Regions from separate parts of the Homo sapiens genome. Here region 1 is linked to region 2. Evidence: chromatin loops called from intact Hi-C (ENCODE). Cell type or tissue: natural killer cell. All regions are shown on one strand.

Region 1 (4,000 bases), 66 kb after region 2:
CAGCGAATCACCAAAAAAGAAAGTGCCTTTTCAATTCCTCGACATCAGACAAGATGGTTCTCACATGTTTTTTCCTTTTCTTTTTTTTTTTTTTTTTTTTTTTCCTGGAAATCTGTATCTCAGCAGGGAGGTCTGGGCTTGGGCCTGGTTTTGTTTTCCACGGCTTGCGGTGTTCAGACACAGGCTCAGCAGGAGCCTGACCTCATCTCAGAAAGGGGGTCCTTGAGGGCAACCGTGCTGATGCAGCCTTCCACAGAATCCCACAAAGGATTTGTGTTTTCCTCCTTCATTTCACATGGCTGACTGGAGCCAATCAGCTCATGGAGCCAATCAGCTCAGGAATTGTTTTTTTTATTTTTTTTAAGGTGAGTGTTTTTCTTCTCTTCACTAAACACAAGACTGACCAATATTTCTGTTTGTGTGGGCTTATTTTCTCATTCTCTGTGTATATGTATGTCTCATTTTCTCTCTCACTCTCCCACACACATACACACGAACACACACTCCTTCCTTTCTAGCACAATCTTATTGCCTTGATGAAGAGTGCAGTGAAGCTGAAAACAAATGCAGGAAGTGACAGAGACACAAGCATGTGTCCAATTAGCAATAAGAAAATTATAAGCACTGGTGGTGACCACTCATGTTGAACAACCAGCTCAGCAAAGAGCCTTGCTCCATGTCTCGCTGATCTAATTAGAACCACTCATGCCACGAGTGACCTGCCTTCTGCGTTTTCCACATGCTGCAGTGCTCATGCTCTCTCAGGCGTTAATGAGGGACATGGAGCCATCGATAGTTTTCATTAAGCCACAGACTCGCAAGCTTGTCAGATGTACCATGTTTTATCAATTCTACCACAAGCTTCTCTGCCCACATTTTAACATCTTTAAAATCACAATATGCCTCAGAATCAAGGCAATCATGGTATGGTTGTCATTGCGTCTGAGTGGCAAACTTGGTCACCGCTGTTCATATTGTCATAGTTTCAACTGAGTTAAATATGTGGTTGCGAAATGGGTGTTGGGGTTCAGTGATGTTTAAAAGTTCCTCAAAATGTTCTCCTACATGTTGGCATTCAAACAATGAGCTATTGTGTATGCAGAAAGACGAACAGGGCTGGGAGGTAAATTTTACATTTGTGAGGCAAATTGTTGTTATTATAGGAACAAATGCAATTTCATACTTTCTCACAAAGCAACAACAAATGGTTTCATAACACCTAATAAAACAAAAAATCCACAAAAAATGAAGCAGTTACATTTGCTCCACATCGAGCAATGCAACGGAAAGTAAGAGTAATAGCCAGGTCTCTCACAAGAGAGGAAAGAAATTTCCAAGCAGTAAGGGGCCAGTATTCCAGACTCAAGAGTCATGCAACTACTGTTAAGACATTATGTCAGAATTTAAAATAACTTTTTAATCTTAGAGGTTCATAAAGTAGTAGTACATCTAGATAGTTTCTTAGGTTTGACAAAATGTAGTATGACCACAACTTTCACACCCAGGAAAACACATAACTCCCTTCAAAGTACTTGAGAATTTTAAAAGGGTGGCTCTCATTTCATGAGACAGTAGCCACTTGCTAACTTTGAGAGAGAGCTAGCTTCCGAGCACCAAAAGGCATGACCACCCTGTAGCAGATGTGGTTGGTTGCCATCCCCCACCCTGTTTTTCTTGCTAACAGAACTTTGAATTGATTCAAGGCTTAGGGGTCTTGTGCTTCAGAGGAGACTTGGCCTTTCTCAGAGGATCTTCATGAATTGATCCCATCATGGTGATCTCAATCTCTTCTCTTTCCCACTGGTTTTTTAGAAGTGGGCCTGTAACCTAGTTCTGAGCAATAAGATGAGAAGGGATGAGAGTGAGAGGGTGGGGAAGATTTCTGGGATCTTTAAAAAAAAGAAAAAAAGATGCATGAGAAGAAACCTCTTTTCTACAGACTCTGGGCTTGGTGATGCCTGGAGCTACGTTAGCCAACTTGAAACTATGAGGGAGCCTACCTGAAGACAAGTCACATACTAAAGATGGCAGAGAAGGAAAAGAGGGGGGAACTGGGTCCTTGATGACATCACTGAGCCACTTTTTAACCAAGCCTAAAGCCTTAGCTTCTCGTTATGGGAGACACTAAGCATCTTTATTGTTCAGCCCATTGTTAGTAATTGAGTTTTGTGTTGCTAGCACCCAAAGACCCGTAATTGATACAGTCCCATGTCCCCACTAATGCCATGAAGCCACCTTCTCATCTAGACTTTGTGAAACTTCCACTTGGGATGAATGAATAGAATATGGACATTAAAATAAAGAATATGAAAGCATGGTCAACTCTCAACTGAGCTGGACAGTCAACATCTACTAGAGTTTGTTCAACTCTATGGACCTCACATTTCTTGAGGGATGAGGGAGTCACATATTAAAAAAAACATTGACAAAATACAGCTGGAACCTGTCCAAAAGAACAATCTGGTATTCGTAATTTTATTGAATACATTTGTTGAATAAATTGCCAGAATGATAAAGTAACATCAAAATCATGTGAGAAAGAGAGGGTTGAAAATATTTTATCTCATGGGAAAAAGAACTTTTGTTTGGGATAGGGGAGCAGAGTCTCTTCCAGGAATTGAAGGAGCAGCCTGTACAAGAGGGATGACATTGTTTCTGAATGACTCCAACAGATAAAACTAGAATACAGTCTTGTATTACAGTAATGGCAAAAACCACAATTACTTTTACACCAACCTAGTAATTCATACATTCTATCAACAAAGTTTTACTGACCTAACAGTCAGAACCTGCCCTCATGAAACCAATAATCTGGTGGGGCAGATGGAAGACAAGCAAACAAGCAAATGAATTCTTACAAACTATAATGTGTACAGGAAATAAAATAAGGTGCTGTAAGAGAGAAGAGGGAAGGAATTCTAAAGTAAATCACACAATAAGAAAGGACATTTCTAGGCTGGGCGCGGTGGCTCACGCCTGTAATCCCAGCACTTTGGGAGGCCAAGGTGGGCAGATCACCTGAGCCCAGGAGTTTGAGACCAGCCTGGCCAACATGGTGAAACCCCATCTCTACTAAAAATACAAAAATTAGCCAGGCGTGGTGGCGGGCACCTGTAATCCTAGTTACTCAGGAGGCTGAGGCAGGAGAATTGCTTGAACCCAGGAGGCGGAGGTTGCAGTGAGCCAAAATCGCACCACTGCACTCCAGCCTGGGTGACAAGAGTGAGACTCCGTCTCAAAAAAAAAAAAGAAAAAAGAAAAGAAAAAGAAATGACATTTCTGAGACAGTTATATTTCAACCGAGACCTAAACAATGAAAAGATGCTATTCAGAGAGCAGGGAGGAGGACATTTCAGGGGACGTAACAGCATGTAAAAAGGCCCTGAGGTAGAAAGAACCTGGCCTTAGAATCAAGGCAATTATGGTATGGTTGTCATTGCCTCTGAGCGGCAAATGTGGTCACTGCTGTTTATATTGCCATCCTTTCAACTCAGTTAAGTATGTGTTTGCAACAACAGGTATTGAGGTTCAATGAAATTTATAAGATCCTAAAAATATTGTTCTATATACTGGCAATCAAACAATGAACTATCGTGTATGCGGAAAGACACCCTAAAACAGGACTGGGGTGGAAATTTGACATTTGACATTTGGGCCACACTAAAGCAGCCAGAGTGTGTGGCTGAATGAGGACATGGAGGAAAAGAAAGAACAGGAAAATGGTGAGGGGGCCCACATAGTAGAGAGCTTTAAGCTATCTAAAAGTTTGAATTTTATTTTAAATACAAAGGAAAGCCATGCCATTAAAAGTCTCTAAAAAGTCGAATAATATAATTCAAATTAAATTTTTAAAAGATCACTGGCTGTGGTCTGAAAATTAGTTCTTTGGGGGATGTCACCACTGTTCCGGAAACTGCAGTGGTGGCAGTAGAGATGGAGAAAAATGGACACTTTCGTGACATATTTTTTAGTTATAATATAGGACTTGCCGACAGGGGCA
Region 2 (4,000 bases):
GTAATCATCCTCAAATGCAAGTCTCACTGTGTCTTTCCCTTGCTTAAAACCAGACACCTGGCCCTTCCTACCTAGTCTAACCTCATTCTCATCACTTAGTCCTCCTCTTGCTGCCTCTCATGCAAGAACACACCAGCAATATTGGATAGCATGCTGTTTCACACCTCTGCTCCTTTGCACATGCTGTTCCAGCCCCCAAGAGGCCTTGCCTCCTTCCCTCCTTCCCTCAAAAAAAAAAAAAGAAAAGAAAAAGAAAAAAACCCACCTGGAACAGGAAAAACATTTGTTCCCCTTTGGAAACTCAGTTCAGATATCACTTTCTATTTGAAACTTTCCCTGAACACTCCTCTACACACCCCTCCCCAGCCCCAACACAAACACACAGCTACTTCTTTGAGTCTCAGACTGTGCCTTGTTCTCATCTGCCCATGATCCAGGTGGGCCTCTCTAATTTGTACAAAGGCTGTGACTAGGCTGGCAGTGGCCCTGGAGGAGTAAGAGTCTTTGGGGACAGGAAAGCAGCCAGAGCGTGTGTGTCACACTGGAAGTCCGGAAGGGAAATGCCTGGAGAGCCAGTTGTCCCTCTGCAGGGGAAGGGCACGATGTGGAGAGGGCGGGCAGGGAAGGCTGCCAAGAAGCCCTCCGTGGTGTTAGAAGTGCATGTCTGGGGCTTAACTGAGATGGACTTGTAACGTGGGAGGGACTCCACACTCTTGTGGAGGATAATTGAGAACAAGGAGGATTATGCAATTTGAAAACATCGAATTCCAGAAAACGTGATGATTCTTGACAGTGACCCACTTCACTTGTACCCATCTGGCTTTATCCTCCAGTTCTGCCTGTCTTGAGCCTGAGTCACTCCTCGTCAAACGCAGTCATTCTGTCTGTTCCCAGTAAGGAATAAGACCAAACCTGCTGGCTGGTTGGAGGATCTGTCCTTTCTGCCAGCTCTCCCTCTCGCCATCTTCCTGGCTCTTTACTGCTTTCCTCTGTCCCTCCATCACTGCTCTTATTTCCTTCCCTCCTGCTATTTTTCCTTCTTATCTGGCTGTTTCAGGGGCTCTCTCCTCCTCCCCGCCACTCCACACAAACCTCATTCAGGACTCCCAGCCTTTCCTGCATCTCCTTTCTTGGGCTTTTTCAGCCCTTTAATTCATTCCTCTTAATATTTATTAATACAAACACCTCATTTTCACCTTCAATGTTTTTTTCTTTCTATTTTCTGGCATCTTTTGGTTCTTCTCTGCTACCCGATTTTCCATCTTTTTAGACAAGCATTCATTAAGCACCTACTGTATTCTGGGCAGTATGCTGAGTGCTAGTGAAGAAAAGATGTATAAGCCTATTGCCTGTATATACTAGGGCAATCATCCAGAGGAAATGGGGGCTGATGCCTCCAGCATCCCCCACCCACCATAGCTTTAATGCTCAAGGCAACGTGCTCCTCATCCTCTGCATCACAATCCAGAGTTGCAAAAGATTCCTGGCCCGCTGTGACAAAGGTGGGACAACACTGTCTTAAAGCCCCTAGCAGAGGTGCCAGGTAAGATATACCAGGCCAGCAGCTAGCAACACCTCTCTCCCCAACCCTCTCACTCTTCCTAGGGTGAAGGAGGACAAGTTGAGATAATGAGGATTCTGAACCTCTTTTATTTCCACTCTGCAGTTCTGCAAGGGTTGGCCCCTCCTGGTTTCATAAAAAACACCTCCACTGACATTAAGAGTGGCTTGAAAATTAACATATACAACTAGTATTTTGCACACCAGAAAAAGAAAGCTTTTCAGCTTTGGGTGGGCTTAGAAATGTGGTTGGGAAGACACTAACTGAAAAACACCAAGGGAAAGCGGAACACTCTAGGACAGTGGTTCTCACACTTTGGTCAGTGTCAGAATCACTAGGGGAAGCTGCAAAAACACAGGGACTGTGCCCTATACTACTTCAAAGGCCTGAGTCACTGTGGGCTCCACTAGATCCCCAGGTGATTCTGATACACACCAACATTTAAGGACTGCTGCTGGAGAATGCGTCTGTCTCATCTTCTGCAGAGGATGGCCCTAACACCCAGCTATTCCATTCTACTCTTGCCTACTGAAGGCTTTTTGTCTGCATGACCTCCACCCTCAAGTATAGGTGGACTTTTCCACTAGAGGGCCAAGAAAAAGGCTAATCCTGCAAGGCCAATCTTCATGCCACAGCTTTTAAAAAATCATTTCCGCCCTCTTGCTGATTTCTCTGCAGCTCTGGGGTGCATTAAACTTAAACTATGTGTGAATAGAAGAGGAAGCAGTTGGTACTATTAAAAGAGGGAGAGAGATAGAAGACTATAGTTTGAATATTACCAACTTCCAAGACTTACAAAGTATGCATTTTGCGCAAATGTCAAAATTTAGTAAGCAAATCAGAACAATTTGGGAGATGGGCAGCAGGAGTGATTTTAAAGCTGCATCTGACCATACACACATCCTGTGGCCGTTCTGCAGGATTAGCCAAGTTTTGCAAATGAGAAAATATGGAAACATACACATGAAAAGATTTCCCAAGGTCATGGTGAAGGTGGTAGTGGTGAGGATTAGGGGCTGAATGCTGTTTCTCCTGGGCCTATTTCTGAGCTACTGGACCACAAAGCTTCCTGAATGCAGATGTTAAACAGGTTTTTGCCTTTAAAATAAAGGTTTAAAAGGTTCTTATTTTGGCCATAGTTCAGTGCAAATCTGCAAATCTCCTAGGGAAAAGGGGACCTATTTGAAGGGAAATTAATTACTTCCAGCTTCTGGAACACAAATCAATTCAACTTTTCCCTGTGTTTTACTAAAGAGTGCTTTAAAGAGTGGTACTCCAACTTGGCTGCTGAGAAACTTTTAAAAAACCTGATGCTCAGGCCTCACCCTGTACCAAATCAGACTCCGGGCTTTTAAAAGTTCCCTCCAAAGATTCTGATGTACAATAGAGTTTAAGAGCCATTGCTCAAAGCATAGCCTTACTCATAGCATAGCTCTGTGGATCAGGAGCATAGGCATCACCTGAGAGCTGCTTAGAAATGCAGAATCTCAGGCCCCACCCCAGGCCTACTGAATCAGAATCTGCATTTTATTATAACAACATCCCCAGGCATCTGAATGCATTTTAAACATTGAGAAGCACTCCTTTAAAGCACTCCTCACTCCCCCTAAAAAAGTTTATACATTTCCAAACACTGAAGAGGTTTATCTGCTTCTTCCAATGAGGTGCAGAATGGGCAGGAGGGCAAATCACAGAATTTTAGAAGTAGAAATAAAAACAGCTAATAAGAATTAATATGCATGTCAAGTGCTCTACATGCATTCTCTCTTGATATTCACCACAACCCTATGATAGAGGTGCAAATACTCTGTCCCTTTTCACAGATGACCAAACTGAGGCTCAGACCTAGGTGAAACAGCTAAAATACCACCTGGAGAGGCAAAGTGAGGACTTACACTAATGCTTCCAGGACTTAAAAGCACACGCTTTTAACCACTCAGTCAGACTTTCTCAACCTGTGTGCCAAACATTCCAAATGGGCTACAAGTGCCAAGACATTTGTTCCCCTCAGCCCTCACATAGAGTCTGGGATGGCCACCCACTATAGAGAAAAGATTAGCGATCTCTGCTCTAAATTATGCTTTTTCCAAATCATACATTTTGCCAATTGTTGGACAAAAGAGAAACTGTGTCTTCTAAAGTTTAAGTGACCTACCTGAGGTCATCTAGCTCTTTAAAGCCAGGATAAGGCTCAGAACCCAGGGGTCCCAACTGCCTGCATGCCTCCTCCCACTAAGCAGTGGTTCCAAAGTATGGGCCCATAACCAGGAGCTTTGTATCATCTGGAAACTTGTAAGGAATAAAAATGTGTGGCAGGACGTGGTGGCTCACGCCTGTAATCCCAGCACTTTGGGAGGCCAAGGCAGGCGGATCAAGAGGTCAGGAGATCGAGACCATCCTGGCTAACACGGTGAAACCCCATCTCTACTAAAAATACAA

What was found. A loop is a pair of places that touch in the nucleus more often than their neighbours do. Peaks named below come from ENCODE experiments on the same cell type or tissue, not always from the same donor. Only the 100,000 strongest peaks of a DNase experiment are listed, where the experiment ranks them.
Region 1: a loop joins it to region 2, with 5 times the contacts of the local background. A loop is called at or near these places in 2 of 110 quality-filtered maps.

What each region holds. Positions count from the first base shown.
Region 1 is chr3:143,233,379-143,237,378 of GRCh38, reverse strand. No RefSeq gene overlaps it. Among named protein-coding and RNA genes, the nearest start is that of SLC9A9-AS1, 110 kb to the left of the region's middle. In natural killer cell, no CTCF peak of the experiment used is centred here; no DNase peak of the experiment used is centred here; H3K27ac peaks cover 2,793 bases.
Region 2 is chr3:143,299,615-143,303,614 of GRCh38, reverse strand. All of the region lies in intron 14 of SLC9A9 (solute carrier family 9 member A9), which reads left to right. Among named protein-coding and RNA genes, the nearest start is that of SLC9A9-AS1, 41 kb to the left of the region's middle. In natural killer cell, no CTCF peak of the experiment used is centred here; no DNase peak of the experiment used is centred here; H3K27ac peaks cover 2,520 bases.